Regions from separate parts of the Homo sapiens genome. Here region 1 is linked to region 2. The links are chromatin loops, found by intact Hi-C in ENCODE. Cell type or tissue: PC-3. All regions are shown on one strand. Links, peaks and the distances in the headings refer to the core of each region. The heading gives the core; the rest is flanking DNA. Region 1 has its middle 63 kb from the start of FCRL5. Region 2 has its middle 100 kb from the start of LINC02772.

Region 1 (8,770 bases), core at 1-8,000, 110 kb after region 2:
GACCTACTATATTAAACTATCCTTTCAGAATGACCTACTAACCGGGCATGCTGGCATGCACCAATAGTCTTAGCTACTTGGGAGGCCTAGGTGGGAGGATTGCTTGAGCCCAGGGATTTGAGGCTGCAGTGAGCTATGATTGTGCCACTGCACTCCAGCCTGGGTGACAGAGTGATACCCAATCACTAAACAAACAAACAAAAACCCTATTCTTTCCTTTTTCTCAGCTCTGGAACACTGTATATAACATAAGAATTTTATTTTTCTTGGCCATTTAGGAGTCCTCACTCCTAAAACCGTATGTGCTCCATGCCCTTTATAAGGACAAATCTTTGGCTACCATTTTAATTTCTTCTAGGGTTATGGGTCCATCATACATGGACCTCCCACAGCTTAGTTTGAGTATCACTGACCTAGAATACACAAATAGGGGCACAGCAGGGATTGGAGCTGTCTGCCAAGAGGAACCCGCAGGGATTCTGAGCTCAGAGAAGCCAGGTGGGATGCAGGGTTGGGTGAGAAGTGGGGCTGAGACAGCCCCATCCCTTGTGAACCACAGAAGGCCGCCCCATCAGCCTCCAGTCTGCCCACCTGCACCCAGTCCCTGAGTAAGACCCTTCCCTGCCATCCCCTGTCAAATGTCTGCTGCCCCTTCCACATGCAGCTCACATGGCCCTGGGGAGCTGGCTCTGACCTGCCCCAGATTAATTAGGGGCTCTGGGCTCCCCCAGTACTCAGAGCAAGTTGTCAATCATCTGTGGTGTAACCAGGTGCCCTGGCTCTGCCTGCCCTCTGCTGATGCAGGACCAGGCCCCATGAAGAGGTGAGGTGGGGAGGCCCTCACTCTCAGTATATTAGTCAGCTCAGCTCAGGCTGCCACAGCAAAGACCACAGCCCGGGAAGCTTAAACAACATATGTTGATCTTCTCACAGTTCTGGAGGCTAGAAGAACAAGGCTAAGGTGCCGGCAGATTGGGTGTCTTGGAGGCCTCTGTCTTCCCCCAGTGTCTTAACCAGGTCTTCATGTGCGCCTGCTTAAACTCCCAATCTCCTGTTCGTATAAGGACATCAGGTGTATTGGATTAGAGCTCACTCATTTGACCTCAGTTTACCTTCCTCATGTCTTTAAAGGCCCCATCCCAAATACAGTCACATCCGAAGGTCCTGGTGCTTAGCACTTCCATCCCCAGCTGCATTCTGTGGGGAACAATTCGGTCTATAGCACTGAGGTTCACCCTGGTGCAGGGTGGGCACCTGAGACTGGGGGTTGTGCTGCCCCACCCCAGTTCCAACCCTGCCTGTGAACATCCTGGGGTTGTCAGGAACACACAGGAACAAGACAAGCAGCTTCCACCTAAGCTACAGGTGGCAGCCTGCTCTGATTGTCATGCAGCACATATTTACTGAGCACACCTGAGCCTGGCACTGGAGGAGACTTCCCTTCCTGTCCAGTCACCACCTGCTGCTGTCACTGAGCCCCTAGGTGGCTTCACAGAGAGCACAGCCTCACCCAGCACCTCCCCTTCTGACAGACACCTCAGCCCACAAGGGGCCCAAGCCACATGTCCTGTGGTAAAATGAAGGAGAGCTCCTCTTCCTTAAATGTTATCAGGCGGCCCTGAGCAGTCAGGTGTGAGCTGTTGTTCCATAGCTGACAGCGCAGCCCACCCTGGCTGTGTGGTGCCCACCTCCTTAGGAGCCAGCAGGGCTCCAGCTCAGGGCTGGGCCCCAAGACACACTCCAGCAATCAGCCATCTTGCTTGCCAGGGAAGGCACCTCAGGTGCAGGCTGAACTTCTCAAATGCAGTTTTTCACCCTCAGCAAAGAAAAATGAGAGAGAAAATAACAGTTTAAATTGTACAGCAATTCTACCACAATAGAATCGACTTCGTTCAAATACCTAAAGCCTTGGAGCGAATATGGGTTGGGATTTGTAAATCCATGGTTCCCTTGGTCCATCTCTCTGTTCCCACCCACCTTTCTGGGTGCCCATGGTGTGCTTATATCTGTTTAAAGGCCAGCTCTCAAGGAGCAAAGAGCCCTGGTTTCAAGTGTTTGCCAATTTCTGTGTGGCTGATTTCAAGCTACCAACATCATGACTGTGAATATAGATTTGGGAGGAGATGCACAAAACCAGCTCACAAGTGGTTTGCAGCTGGCTCCAGCACACACTGTCTGTGGGTGGATCTAACGTTTAAACGTGAAGGACACATTTTTCACATAGCATGGCCCCTAAACACCAGCCAACCATTTCATCAGGAAGAAAATGCAGTCTCTTCTAAAGCAGGAGGAACTCTAAGGGATTCCCAAGAGTAATTGTATTTATTTTTCTATTTCTAAAATGTTATTTTTATTTAATTGACAAAACCATGTATATTTATTGTATATGACATGTTTTTAATACATGTACATTGTAGATGGCTATATGTAGCTAATTAACATATACATTACATCACATACTTATGTTTGTGTGTGTGTGTGTGTGAGATAAGAACACTTAAAATCTAATTTCCTGTAAATTTCCAGGAATACAGTGTGTTACTATTAGCCACAGTCACCATGTTTTAAAATAGATCTCTTGGACTTATTATTCTTCTCTAACTGAAATTTTGTATCCTTTGCCCAACATCTCCTCCCACTCCCCTGCCTCTGGTAATCACCATTCTACTTCCTACTTCGATGACTTCAACTTTTTAGATTTCATGTTTAAGTGAAGTCATGAGGTATTTTTCTTTCTATGCTGGCTTATTTCAATTAACATAATTTCCTCCAAGTTCATCCATGTTGTCATAAATGACAGAATTTTCTTCTAATGGCTAAATTGTATTCCACAATGTATAGATACTACATTTTCTTTATCCGTTCATCATTTTATGCACTCTTAGGTTGATTCCATATCTCAGCTATTGGGAATAGTGCTGCAATAAACATGGAAGTGCAGCTATGTCTTCAACATACTAATTTCACTTCCTTTGGATATATACCCAGAAGTGGGATTGCTGGATCATACGGTAGTTCTGTTTTTAATATTTTGAGGACCCTCCATGCTGTTTTCCCTAATGACTGTACTAATTTCCATCCCCACCAAGAGTGTACTTGGGTTCTTTTCTTCCACATCCTCACCAACAGTTGCTGTCTTTCATCTTTTTGATAATAGCCATTCTAAGAGGTGTGGGGTGATAGCTCACTGGTGTTGATTTGCACTTCCCTGGTGATTAGTGACGTTGTGCATTTTTTCCTATACTCATAGGCCATTTTTATGTCTTCTGAAAAATGTCTATTCAGATCCTTTGCCTATTTTTTAATCAGATTCTTTGTTTTCTTATTATTGGGTTGTTTGAGTTCCTTATATATTTTGGATAGCAATCCCTTACCAGATGCCTGGTTTGCAAATATTTTCTCGCATTCTGTAGATTGTTTCTTCATTCTGTTGTTTCCTTGGCTGCGCAGGAGCCTTTTAGTTTAATGTAATCCTATTTATTTCTTTTTGCTTTTGTTTTCTTCTAGTAGATTTATAATTTCAGGCCTTATATTTAAGTCTTTAATTGATTTTGAGTTGATTTTTGCACATGGTGTGAGATAAGGATCCATTTTCACTCTTCTGCATGTGGAAATCCAGTTGTCCCAACACCAGAGTAATTTTAACTGTATTTAACTTCCACCTTAAAACTTAATTCTTCCCTCCAGTAACCAAAGGAAAGGCATGGTTACTTCTCACCCGCCCTTCTTCTTCACTAGGCCGTCCAAGCCCAGGCTTAAAGGAGTTCCCCTATCTACCTCCCCACCAGACTAAAATTTGAGGGCATAAAATGACTTTATATTTGGGAACCCAGGATGCTTGGAGGCAGGACTTGGCAACCAGCCGGACACTGATTCCATTCCTGCTTCTACCGCTAAGCTCTGTCATCCAGCAGATCCTCAATGGCCTCATCTGGAAAATGGGATAATACTTCCTCTGCAGGGTTGCTGGGAGGACTAAATAGATAGAAGAAAGCCCCACGCGGACGGGCGCAGTGACTCACGCCTGTAATCCCAGCACTTTGGAAGGCCGAGGCGGGCGGATCACGAGGTCAGGAGATCGAGACCATCCTGGCTAACATGGTGAAACCCCGTCTCTACTAAAAAATACAAAAAATTAGCCGGGCGTGGTGGCGGGCGCCTGTAGTCCCAGCTACTCTGGAGGCTGAGGAGGGAGAATGGCGTGTACCCGGGAAACGGAGCTTGCAGTGAGCCGAGATCGCACCACTGCACTTCAGCCTGGGCAACAGAGCAAGACTCCGTCTCAAAAAAAAAAAAAAAAAAAAAAAGCGCTACGAACAGCACAACACACAAAAAACAACAGGGGATCTTCTACTCCCTCCCTTCCCCCATTCTTCCTAGGAGAGACAGGGCTGAGCCATAGTTGGACAATATCGCCACTTAGTGGCTGTGGTCAGAATTGCCCAAAAGACCAACAGTTTCTGGATTTGAGGAAAAAAGGGAAAGCATTTAAAGAAGAGGTGTTGGGATTCTGAGAGGCCATTTGGCATTATGGAAAGTGACTGGGCACTGGTATCTGGAAAACCAGGTTCAGGTCCCAGCCTTGCCAAATATTAGCTGTTTGATCCTAATCAAGTTATGTAACTTCTCTAAGCATCAGTTTCCTCATGTGTAAAATGGAGACAAGAATTGTCATCTCATTAGATTAACTCTGGGTAAGTGTTTATTGCCTTTCTTTTGCTCCTGACCCTCTTCCAGCCCCCTCTCCCCATCCTGATAAACATCACCTTCCTGGTTCCTGACCCCCTCAGTAGTTCTCCTGGCCACATCTTTTCTACTTTATTTTTCAGATGTAGAACCTAATTTCCCCCTAAACTCTTTACCCCTTATGGGGAGAACCTCAAAGTCTACAGTTTTTATCCTCAGTATCTTAGGTTTAAAAACTCTAAATTCTTATACTATTTAGTAACAGACTCCTGGTGACACATTCGTGGTGATAAAATTATGTGGACAATGATCTCTAAAGCACAAAGCAAGTTACTCATTTATAATAGAAAAGATACTCCTGTCTGGGGATGGGTACCAAGTCAGCAAACCAAGATACTCCCCATTAATAAGGGAGTATCTTCCAAATAACAAGGGCTCTTGCTGGACACAGACTCCGAGATGGTCAGGGTGAGGGACTGTTTCTCCCACATTCAGGAACACTCCGAGACCTCGTGACCCCAGCTGGAAACACCTCCCTGGTGGGCTGATGCCTGTGACCCTGCCCCGAGGACACGTGTCCACCAGCCTCGCTTCTGCGCTGACCAGCACCTTCCAAGTATTGAGCCCTCCCTAGATGGGCCAAGCCATAGTCGGCTGGTCTGGGAAAGCCCGGGCTTTAGAACTGCACAGAACTGGGTCTTCCACTTATTATCTGAGTGACCCGGGACAGATTGCTGAACTTGCCTGAGTCTGTGACCTCATCACAATGGGGCACAAGCACCCACTTCAGGGAGTGTCTGCGCTGAGTAAGTGAGGCCCTGTGCTTGCCCAGTGAGGTCCCCGGCAGATGGTCAGCCAATGCTCCTATTTCGTTCTGAACTCAGCGTCTAGGAGATCCTTCCTCCACTCTGAAGGTGCTGGCTTTACCACCAGGCCAGAGTCCAGGGCGCCCCCTCGTGGCTCTGCATTTTCCAAATTTTTCTTCAAAGTAAAACTATTGGACCGGATTGGTGGCTCACACCTGTAATCCCAGCACTTTGGAAGGCAGAAGAGGGAGGATGGCTTGAGCCCAGAAGTTTGAAACCAGCGTAGGCAACACAATGAGACCTCGTCTCTACAAAAAAAAAAAAAAAAAAAAAAAAAAAAATCTAAAAATTATCTGGGCGTGGTGGTGCACACCTGTGGTCCTAGTTACTTGGCAGACTGAGGTGAGAGGATTGCTTGAGCCAGGGAGGTCGAGGCTACAGGAAGCACTGATAGCACCACTGCACTCCAGCTGGGGCAACAGAGGGAGACCCTGTCTCAAAAAAAAAATGTCCTTGAGGATAGGAAACCCCTGAGGATAGATACACACTGATTCTTTTAGTCAACTTATTTCTGCATTTTAAAGTATGAACCACTGAAACCCATTTACAATGAAAGAAAATTTTAAAAGTGTATATTTATAACACTTCCCTCCACACCCCCAGTGGATTCTTCACTCATCAGAAAGAAATGTCATTAAACCTAAGCCAATGGATAAGCTGAATAGATTACGTATTTGTTTCCAAATGACTAGAAAGAACAGGTTATGAAAAAGGCAATTATTTCAAATGAACATTAGGAAACCATGGGGAACTGTATAAATGTGTGCCTGGGGTCACAGTCTCTGGGGTAGAGTTAACTGTGTGGCATGATCCCAAGAGCCTCACCAATGAAAATAACAATCAGAGATAAGACAAGGCTAATAATGAGGCAGAAGCCCTCACTCCTGTCTGGGATTTGGTTAGAGAGTGCAGCCCTGTTCTTGCCAGGACCCTCACTCGGCACCAGCTCCATCAAGGAGTGGATGTTTTCTCCCCCACTGGCCTTCAGAGACCTTCATACCCCGCAAATGATGTTGGCTGCTGTTGCCAAAGTCCTCAAAACCTCCCTACATGGGAGATGGAAGAATTTCTCCTGTGCAGAGATGGCTGTCCCCGGGCATGAACACTTCCATCTCCTGAGATCTACCCTGAGTGTCCTGATGACCTGGAGGGAGATCTGGCCTCTGACCATCACACCCATGTAACCACTCTGCTCTCTGCCCACCCCTTCTTTCCCCTGGACCTTCTGGTCAGGGAATGTGTAGAGGAAAGGAGGGAAGTCCACTGTCCCCATTCCCTGTAGGGTGGGGAGATGCAGGAGAGCCCATTTATTAGAATCTAACCATGCAAAGAACGTCCCCACTCCCACCCAGAAAAAATGTCTACTACTAATTGATTGGCTTGGGTGTCCCTATCCTTGGGGCTTTGAAATAGGTTTTATCCCTTTTGGAAAGCTGTCCCCACCAAAGGACAAAATCTGCTCCTCTAACAAATTTATTTGCAGGCTTCTGAATAATCTCTGGGGGCCCTGGGCATCTGCTCTACGTGTTTACATCTGGCTGTGTGCTCCCTGGCATATTTCATTCAGTTAACAGTTATTTAGTGCCTACTATGTACAAGGCAATGAGGCTAAGCACTTGATATGCATTATCTCAATTCCCAGAACAACTCTTTGTGGTGGGTATAATCAATGTATTCACTTTATAGATGAGAAAAGCAAGGCTTAGAGGATCAAAGGAACTTAAGACCCAAGGCTCGTAAATACTGGAGCAAAAATTCATACTCAGGTCAGTCTGGCCCCATATCACTTGTTCTATACTTCCAATACAATCTTTAAAAAGAAAACAGCTTTGATTGGACATAATTTACATACCATATATTTCCCCATTTAAAGTGTACATTTCAATACTTTTTAATGTATTCACAAATTTGTGCTGCCATCAAAAGAGTCCATTTTAGGACATTTTCATTACCTCAAAAAAAGTTTGTATCCTTCGGCCATCCACCCATTTTCTCCTATTCCACAGCCCTGCGTAACCACTAATCTAATTTCTCTCCCTATAGTGTTTCCTATTCTGGACTTTCCTCAGCCCTGGGTAACCACTAATCTAATTTCTCTCTCTATAGTGTTTCCTATTCTGGACTTTCATAGGAGTCGAATCAAATAGATGTGGTCTTCTGTGACTGGTTGCTTTAATTCAGCACAACATTTCAAGGTTCATCAGTGTTGTGTTATAGTTCAGTTCTAATATCCCATTATATGGATATACAATATTTTATTTATGTATTCACTCATCCATTGTTTGTTTCCACCATTTGGCTATTATGAACAATGCTGCTATAAACACTCATGTGCAAGTTTCTGTGTGAACATGTGTTTTCATTTCTCTTGGGTATATGCCTAGAAGTGGAACGAACTGCTGGATTATATGGTAGAATTCTATGTTCAATCATATGAGAAACTGACAGACTGCCTTCTAACACAGCTGCACTTCGCCATCAATGTATGAGGGCTTCAATTTCTCCACATCTTTGCCAGCACTTGTCATTATGAACTTTTTGATTCTAGCTACCCTGATGGATGTGAAGTGGTATCTCAAGGTTTTGGTTTGCATTTTCCTGATGACTAATGCTGCCAAGCATCTTTTCATGTGTGTACTGGCCATTTGTATATCTTCTTTGGGGAAATGCCTATTAGATCATTTGCCTATTTGTAAATTAGGTTATTTGTCTTTTTATTGTTCAGTTGTGAGAGTTTTTCATATATTCTGGATAAAAATACCTTATCACATATACAAATGCAAATATTTTCTCCCATCTGTGGATTATGTTTCCATTTCCTTTTAAAAAACTATGTCCATGTTTTATTGTATTGTTACATTCTCTACCTTTAAAAAAATAGTTTGAACCGAAAGGTCTTGAAGGCTTAAGATGGGGACCCTGGTAGGGACTGACCACAGGTGCCAGAAAAGGATTTGCTCAGAATCTTCTTAGAAATCTTCCGTTTTTCACAATTCCAGGATGGGGTAAAAGGTGATAGTTTCACTCCGCATTCCCAGATGGGCTCATCTGATGATGAGAAAACAGCCCTTCATGGAGCATATGTATGCAGAGAGAACCCCATGTTAAAAATAACTGACACACATAATCTTTAATTACAAACGATAAATGCTTGAGAAGCAAAACACTGCAGATCAGATGTAGTATGAAGGAGCTGGGAACTGGGAGGAAATGGACGT
Region 2 (8,751 bases), core at 752-8,751:
AGACAAATAACCTAATTTACAAATAGGCAAATGATCTAATAGGCATTTCCCCAAAGAAGATATACAAATGGCCAATACACACATGAAAAGGTGCTTGACAGCATTAGTCATCAGGAAAATGCAAACCAAAACCTTGAGATACCACTTTACATCCATCAGGATAGCTAGAATCAAAAAGTTCATAACGACAAGTGCTGGCAAAGATGTGGAGGAATTGAAGCCCTCATACATTGATGGCGAAGTGCAGCTGTGTTAGAAGGCAGTCTGTCAGTTTCTCATATGATTGAACATAGAATTTTACCGTATAATCCAGCAGTTCCACTTCTAGGCATATACCCAAGAGAAATGAAAACACATGTTCACACAGAAACTTGCACATGAGTGTTTATAGCAGCATTGTTCATAATAGCCAAATGGTGGAAACAACTCAGTGGATGAATGAATAGATAAGTAAAAAATTGTATATCCATATAATGCGATATTAGAACTGAACTATAACACAACACTGATGAACCTTGAAATCTTGTGCTGAATTAAAGAAGCCAGTCACAAAAGACCACATCTATTTGATTCCACTCCTATGAAAGTCCAGAATAGGAAACTCTATAGCGACAGAAATTAGATTAGGGCTGAGGAAAGATGGGGAATAGGAGAAAATGGGTGGATGGCTGAAGGATACAAACTTTTTTTGAGGTAATAATGTCCTGGCCTGGCACGGTGGCTCGTGCCTGTAATTCCAGCACTTTGGGAGACTGAGGCAGGTGGATCACGAAGTCAGGAGTTTGAGACCAGCCTGACAGACATGCTGAAACCCCATCTCTACTAAAAATAATAATTAAAAGAAGTAGCCGGGCATTGTGGTGTGTGCCTGTAATCCCAGCTACTCAGGAGGCTGAGGCAGGAGAATCACTTGAACTGGGGAGGCGGAGGTTGCAGTGAGCCAAGATCGCACCACTCCACTCCAGCCTGGGCAACAGAGCAAGACTCCATCTCAAAAAAAAAAAAAAAAAAGTTCTAAAATGGACTGTTTTGATGGCTGCACAAACTTGTGAATATATTAAAAAGTATTGAAATGTACACTTTAAATGGGGAAATATATGGTATGTAAATTATGTCCAAGCTAAGTTGTTTTCTTTTTAAACACTGTATTGGAAGTATAGAAAAAATGATACGGGGCCAGACTGATCTGAGTTTGAATTTTTGCTCCAGTATTTACCAGCCTTGGATCTGGATTAAGTCCCTTTGATCCTCTAAACCTTGTTTTCTCATCTATAAAGTGAATACATTGATTATACCCACCACAAAGAGTTATTTTGGGAATTGAGATAATGCATATCAAGTGCTTAGCCTCATTGCCTTGTACATAGTAGGCACTAAATGACTGTTAACTGAATGAAATATTCAGGGAGCACACAGCCAGATGTAAACACGTAGAGCAGATGCCCAGGGCCCCCAGAGATTATTCAGAAGCCTGCAAATAAATTTGTTAGAAGAGCAGATTTTGTCCTTTGGTGAGGACAGCTTTCCAAAGGGATAAAACCTATTTCAAAGCCCTAAGGATAGGGACACCCAGGCCAATCAATTAGTAGTAGACATTTTTTCTGGGTGGGAGTGGGGATGTTCTTTGCATGGTTAGATTCTAATAAATGGGCCCTCCTGCATCTGCCCACCCTACAGGGAATGGGGACAGTGGACTTCCCTCCTTCCCTCTGCACATTCCCTGACCAGAAGGTCCAGGGGAAAGGATGGGCAGAGAGCAGAGTAGTTACATAGGTGTGATGGGCAGAGGCCAGATCTCCCTCCAGGTCATGAGGAGACTCACGGCAGATCTCAGTAGATGGAAGTGTTCAGCCCCGAGGACAGCCATCTCTGCACAGGAGAAATTCTTCCATGTAGGGAGGTTTTGAGGACTTTGGCAACAGCAGCCAACATCATTTGCAGAGTGTAAAGGTCTCTGAAGGTGAGTGGGGGAGAAAACATCCACTCCTTGATGGAGCTGGTGTCGAGTGAGGGTCCTGGCAAGAAAAGGGCTACACTCTCTAACCAAATCCCAGACAGGAGCGAGGGCTTCTGCCTCATTTTTAGCCTTTTCTTATCTCTGATTGGTATTTTGGTTGGTGAGGCTCTTGGGATCATGCCACACACTTAACTCTACCCCAGAGACTGCGACCCTAGGCACACATTTATACAGTTCCCCATGGTTTCCTAATGTTCATTTGAAATAATTGCCTTTTTCATAACCTGTTCTTTCTAGTCCTTTGAAAACAAATACGTAATCTATTCAGCTTATCCATTTGCTTAGGTTTAATGACATTTCTTTCTGATGAGTGAAGAATCTACTGGGGGTGTGGAGGGAAGTGTTATAAATATACACTTTAAAAATTTTCTTTCATTGTAAATGGGTTTCAGTGGTTCATACTTTAAAATGCAGAAATAAGTTGACTAAAAGAATTAGTGTGTATCTATCCTCAGGTGTTTGCTGTCCTCAAGGAGATTTTCTTTTCTTTTTTTTTTTTGAGACAGGTTCTCCCTCTATTGCCGTGACTGGAGTGCAGTGGTGCTATCAGTGCTTCCTGTAGCCTTGACCTCCCTGGCTCAAGCAATCCTCTCACCTCAGCCTACCAAGTAACTAGGACCACAGGTGTGCACCACCTCGCCCAGATAATTTTTAGGTTTTTTTTTTTTTTTTGGTAGAGACGAGGTCTCATTGTGTTGCCTATGCTGGTTTCAAAATCCTGGGCTCAAGCCATCCTCCCACCTCTGCCTCCCAGAGTGTTGGGATTACAGGTGTGGGCCACCAAGCCTGTCTAATAGTTTTACTTTGAAAGAAAAATTGGAAAATACAGAGCCATGACTCTCGCCTGGTGGTAAAGCCAGCACCTTCGGAATGGAGGAAAGATCTCCCAGATGCAGGGTTCAGAATGAAATAGGAGCATTGGCTGAGCATATGCCAGGGACCTCACTGGGCACGCACAGGGCCTCACTTACTCAACGCAGACACTCCCTGAAGTGGGTGCTTGTGCACCATTGTGATGAGCTCATAGGCTCAGGCAAGTTCAGCAATCTGTCCCGGGTCACCCAGATAATAAGTGGAAGATGAGATTCAGACCCAGTTCTGTGCAGTTCTAAAGCCCGGGCTTTCCCAGACCAGCAGACTAAGGCTCGGCCCATCTAGGGAGGGCTCAATACTTGGAAGGCGCTGGTCAGCGCAGAAGCGAGGCTGGTGGGCATGTGTCCTCGGGGCAGGGTCACAGGCATCAGCCCACCAGGGAGGTGTTTCCAGCCGGGGTTACGGGGTCTCGGGGTGTTCCTGAATGTGGGAGTAAAGTCCCTCACCCTGACCATCTCGGAGTCTGTGTCCAGTAATATCCCTTGTTATCTGGAAGATACTCCCCTATTAATAGGGAGTATCTTGGTTTGCTGACTTGGTACCCATCCCCAGACAGGAGTATCTTTTCTATTATAAATGAGTAACTTGCTTTCTGCTTTATGAATCATTGTCCACATAATTTTGTCACCATGAATGTATCACCAGGAGTCTGTTACTACATAGTATAAGAATTTAGAGTTTTTAAACCTAAGATACTGAGGTTAAAACTGTAGACTTTGAGGTTCTCCCCATGAGGGGTAAAGGGTTTAGGGGGAAATTAGGTTCTACATCTGAAAAATAAAGTCGAAAAGATGTGGCCAAGGGAACTACTGAGGGGGTCAGGAACCAGGTAGGTGATGTTTATCAGGATGGGGAGAGGGAGTAAAAGAGGGTCAGGAGCAAGATAAGGGCAACAAATGCTTACCCAGCATTCATCTAATGAGATGACAATTCTTGTCTCCATTTTACACAACAGGAAACTGATGCTTAGAGAAGTTACACAACTTGATTAGGATCAAACAGCTAATATTTGGCAAGGCTGGGACTTGAACCTCATTTTCCGGATGCTAGTGCCCAGTCACTTTCCATAATGCCAAATGGCATCTCAGAATCCCAGCACCTCTTCTCTAAGTGCTTTCCCGGTTTTCCTCAAATCCGGAAACTGTTGGTCTTTTGGGCAATTCTGAGCACAGCCACTAAGTGGCGACATTGCCCGACTATGGCTCAGCCCTGTTTCTCTGGGGAAGAATGGGGGAGGGGAGGCAGTCGGAGTTGCCCTGTTGTGTGTTGTGCTGTGTGTGGGGCTTTCTTCTATCTATTTAGTCCTCCCAGCAACCCTGCAGAGGAGGTATTATCCCATTTTCCAGATGAGGCCATTGAGGATGTGCTGGATGACAGAGCTTAGCGGTAGAAGCAGGGATGGAATCAGTGTCCCGCTGGATCCCAAGTTCTGCCTCCAAGCATGCTGGGCTCCCAAAAATAAAGTCATTTTGTGCCCTCAAATTTTAGTCTGGTGGGGAGGTAGATGGGGGAACTCCCTTCAGCCTGGGCTTGGACGGCCTAGTGAAGAAGGGTGGAGGAGAAGTAACCATGCCTTTCCTTCGGTTACTGGAGGGAAGAATTAAGTTTTAAAGTGGAAGTTAAGTACAGTTAAAATTACTCTGGTGTTGGGACAACTGGATTTCCACATGCAGAAGGGTGAAAATGGACCTTCATCTCACTCCATGTGCAAAAATCAACTCAAAATCAATTAAAGACTTAAATATAAGACCTGAAATTATAAAACTACCAGAAGAAAACAAAAGCAAAAAGAAATAAATAGGCTTACGTTAAACTAAAAGGCTCCGCCCAGCCAAGGAAACAATTAACAGAGTGAAGAAACAATCTATGGAATGGGAGAAAATATTTGCAAACCACGCATCTGATAAGGGATTACTATCCAAAATATATAAGGAGTTCAAACAACCCAACAATAAGAAAACAAAGAATCTGATTAAAAAGTAGGCAAAGGATCCGAATAGACATTTCTCAGAAGACATATGAATGGCCAACGAGTATATGAAAAAATGCTCAAAGTCACTAATCATCAGGGAAATGCAAATCAACACCAGTGAGCTATCACCCGACACCTCTTAGAATGGCTATTATCAAAAAGATGAAAGACAGCAAGTGTTGGTGAGGATGTGGAAGAACAGAACCCAAGTACACTCTTGGTGGGGATGGAAATTAGTACAGTCATTAGGGAAAATAGCATGGAGGGTCCTCAAAAAATTAAAAACAGAACTACCGTATGATCCAGCAATCCTGCTTCTGGGTATATAACCAAAGGAAGTGAAATCAGTATGTTGAAGAGATAGCTGCACTTCCGTGTTTATTACAGCACTATTCCCAATAGCTGAGATACGGAATCAACCTAAGTGTGCATCAAATAATGGACGGATAAAGAAAATGTAGTATCTATACACTGTGGAATACAATTTAGCCATTAGAAAGAAGGAAATTCAATCATTTATGACAACACGGATGAACTTAAAGGACATTACGTTAAGCGAAATAAGCCAGCATGGAAAGAAAAATATCTCATGACCACACTTACATATGAAAGCTAAAAAGTTGAAGTCATAGAAGTAGAAAGTAGAATGGTGATTTCCAGAGGTAAGGGCACAGTGGGAGGAGATGTTGGACGAAGGATACAAAATTTCAGTTAGAGAAGAATAGTAAGTCCAAGAGATCTATTGTAAAACATGGTGACCATGGCTAATAGTAACACACTGTATTCTTGGAAATTTACAAGAAAGTAGATTTTAAGTCTTCTCATCTCTCTCACACACACACACACAAACACACACACACGATAAGTATGTGAGGTAATTAATGTATAAGTTAATTAGTTAGATGTAGCCATCTACAATGTTCACGTATTTAAAAACATGTTGTGTACAAAAATATACATGATTTTGTCAATTAAATAGAAAATAACATTTTAAAAATAGAAAAATAAATACAATTACTCTTGTGAATCCCTTAGAGTTTTTCCTGCTTTAGAAGAGCCTGCATTTTCTTCCTGATGAAACAGTTGGCTGATGTTTAGGGGCCATGCTATGTGAAAAATGTGCCCTTCACATTTAAACATTAGATGCACTCGTGGACAGTGTGTGCTGGAGCCAGCTGGAAACCACTTGTGAGCTGGTTTTGTTCATCTCCTCCCAAATCTATATTCACAGTCATGATGTTGGTAGCTTGAAATCAGCCAAAGTGGGGTATTTACACCACAGAAATTGCCAAGTGCTTGAAACCAGGGCTCTTCGCTCCTTGAGAGCTGGCCTTTAATCAGATACCAGCAAACCATGGGCACCCAGAAAGGTGGGTGGGAACAGAGAGATGGACCAAGGGAACCATGGATTTACAAATTCCAACTCATATTCACGCCAAGGCTTTAGGTATTTGAGCGAAGTTGATTCTAGTGGGGTAGAATTGCTACACAATTTAAACTGTTACTTTTTTCTCTCATTTTTCTTTGCTGAGGGTAAAAAACTGCATTTCAGAAGTTCAACCTGTACCTGAGGTGCCTCCCCAGCAAGCAAGATGGCTGACGCTGGAGTGTGTCTTGGGCCCAGCCCTGAGCTGGAGCCCTGCAGGCTCCTAAGGAGGTGGGCACCACACAGCCAGGGTGGGCTGCGCTGTCAGCTATGGAACAACAGCGCACACCTGACTGCTCAGGGCCGCCTGAAGACAACTAAAGGAGAGGAGCTCTCCTTCATTTTTCCACAGAACACGTAGCTTGGGCCACTTGTGGGCTGAGGTGTCTGTCGGAAGGGGAGGTGCTGGGTGAGGCTGTGCTCTCTGTGAAGCCACCTAGGAGCTCAGTGACAGCAGCAGATGGTGACTGGACAGGAAGGGAAGTCTCCTCCAGTGCCAGGCTCAGGTGTGCTCAGTAAATATGTGCTGCATGACAAGCAGTCCAGGCTGCTGCCTGTAGCTTAGCTGGAAGCTGCTGTCTTGTTCCAGAGCATACATGAGAACCTCAGGGTATTCATGGATAACAGCTAAGAGTGCTGGTAGGGCCCAGAGCACCTAATTCACCTGGGACAGGTCGGGGATGGCTCCCCAGGGCCATGTGAGCTGCATGTGGAAGGGACAGCAGACATTTGACAGGGGATGGCAGGGAAGGCTCTTATGCAGGTGGGAAGGCTGGAGGCTGACAGGGCATCCTTCTGTGGTCCATAAGGGATGGGGCTAACCCCTGTAAATGAGGAGTTGTTTTCCCAATGAACAGCTCCTGCTGGGCTCTCCCTCCCCTCTGTGCCCCATCGAGAGGGGGCTCAAAGGTCTGTGGGCACGTTCTGGGGTTGCAGGTGGGATCTGCAGAGACCACAAACTTCCCTGGTGGGTGGAATAGCTGTGGCTTGAGTCCTTGGTGGGTTTGGAGGTTGGAGTAGGTGATGTGGTCGGTCCTCCTCTGATGGATGAAAGAAACCAAGAACCGAGAGGGAACTCTTGAGATAAAGGAAGTCCTGCAGAAAGGCAGCAGTCTGCTGTGGTTGGGGTGCAAATGTCACCAACACAGTGACGTTGGGCAGAAGCTGGCCCTACCACAGGCCCGAGCCATCTCTCCATCAGTGGAATCTTCCTCCATCAGAGGAATCTCCATACTGTTCTCCATAGTGACTGTACTAATTTACATTTCCACTAACAGTGTACAAGAGATGGATGTCCCAGTTACAGGAATGTAATTATTACACATTGTATGCCTGTATCAAAACATCCCATGTACCTCATAAATAGATACACCTATTATGTACCCATAATAATTAAGAAGAAAAAAATTTAAACAACGAGGGGGGCTTTCCTGAGACTCCACTGCCCACACCAGCTGCCTGAGTTCTCTCCAGACCATACATTCAGGGATTTTTCCTTTTTGTGTTTGAAGAGCCCTCCGTTGTTGGTGTCAGAGGAGGAAATGCCTGGCTTCTGGAAGGTTGGTGTCTGGAGCTGGTGGTGGGTGGGGGTTGACTGTATCATACATGGACCTCCCACAAAGCTCCCTGCCTCAGCCCCACTTCTCACCCAACCCTGCATCCCACCTGGCCTCTCTGAGCTCAGAATCCCTGCGGGTTCCTCTGGGCGGACAGCTTCAATCCCTGCTGGGCCCCTATTTGTGTATTCTAAGTCAGTGATTCTCAAACTTAGCTGTGCATTGAGCACACTGGGCTCCCCTGGGTCCTTAAAGGAAAACTGTTCCCTGGCAGCCACCCCAGAGATTCTGATGTGGTTGGTCCAGAGTCTGGCACTATCTTTCTAAGCCACCTCTTCCATCTCTCTCTGAGATTCCAGGCCTCTCTGGTCTGCTCATTAGCTGCCAACCAGTCTCACCTTCATGTTGTGATTTAGAGACTAAAGCAACATAAATGTACTATATTATTTTTAAGAAGCTTAGGGAATGATGGGAGGCATATGCATGTACTTGGTTCATGAATATCTTGAACAAGAAGTCCAAAGCCTAATTTCAATTGTGATTTACATGCTCAACTTAACTTTACATGTCCATTTACATGTCCAACTTAATCTCCAACTACTCCTTCTCTGCACTCTATAATTTAGCAAATACAAACAAACTCCAAGACCACTCCCTTCCTCCCACCGACACACTTTTTCCCACAATCATAAAGTTACTCATGCTGCTCCTGTGATAACGTCTAAGCACTGAGACCAGCTATGGCTGAGTTTGGATCAGCACTCAGGGATTCCAGGGCCCCGGTCAGCCTCTGCCTCTTCTTAACCTCTGCTCTAAGAGGGCTATCACAGGTTTTTTTTTTTTTTAATTTTAGTTTAAGTTACTGGATCCATGTGCAGAACGTGCAGGTTTGTTACATAAGTATACA

Evidence for each region. A loop is a pair of places that touch in the nucleus more often than their neighbours do. Peaks named below come from ENCODE experiments on the same cell type or tissue, not always from the same donor. Only the 100,000 strongest peaks of a DNase experiment are listed, where the experiment ranks them.
Region 1: a loop joins it to region 2, with 10 times the contacts of the local background. A loop is called at or near these places in 98 of 110 quality-filtered maps.

What each region holds. Positions count from the first base shown.
Region 1 is chr1:157,485,136-157,493,905 of GRCh38, forward strand. No RefSeq gene overlaps it. Among named protein-coding and RNA genes, the nearest start is that of FCRL5, 63 kb to the right of the region's middle. RefSeq lists an enhancer at 5,447-5,586. In PC-3, for the core only: CTCF peaks have their summits at 4,439 and 5,631 (motif pointing left); DNase peaks (open chromatin) are centred at 4,416 and 5,616; H3K27me3 peaks cover 1,786 bases.
Region 2 is chr1:157,373,369-157,382,119 of GRCh38, forward strand. No RefSeq gene overlaps it. Among named protein-coding and RNA genes, the nearest start is that of LINC02772, 100 kb to the left of the region's middle. In PC-3, for the core only: CTCF peaks have their summits at 4,068 and 4,268; a DNase peak (open chromatin) is centred at 4,063; H3K27me3 peaks cover 6,369 bases.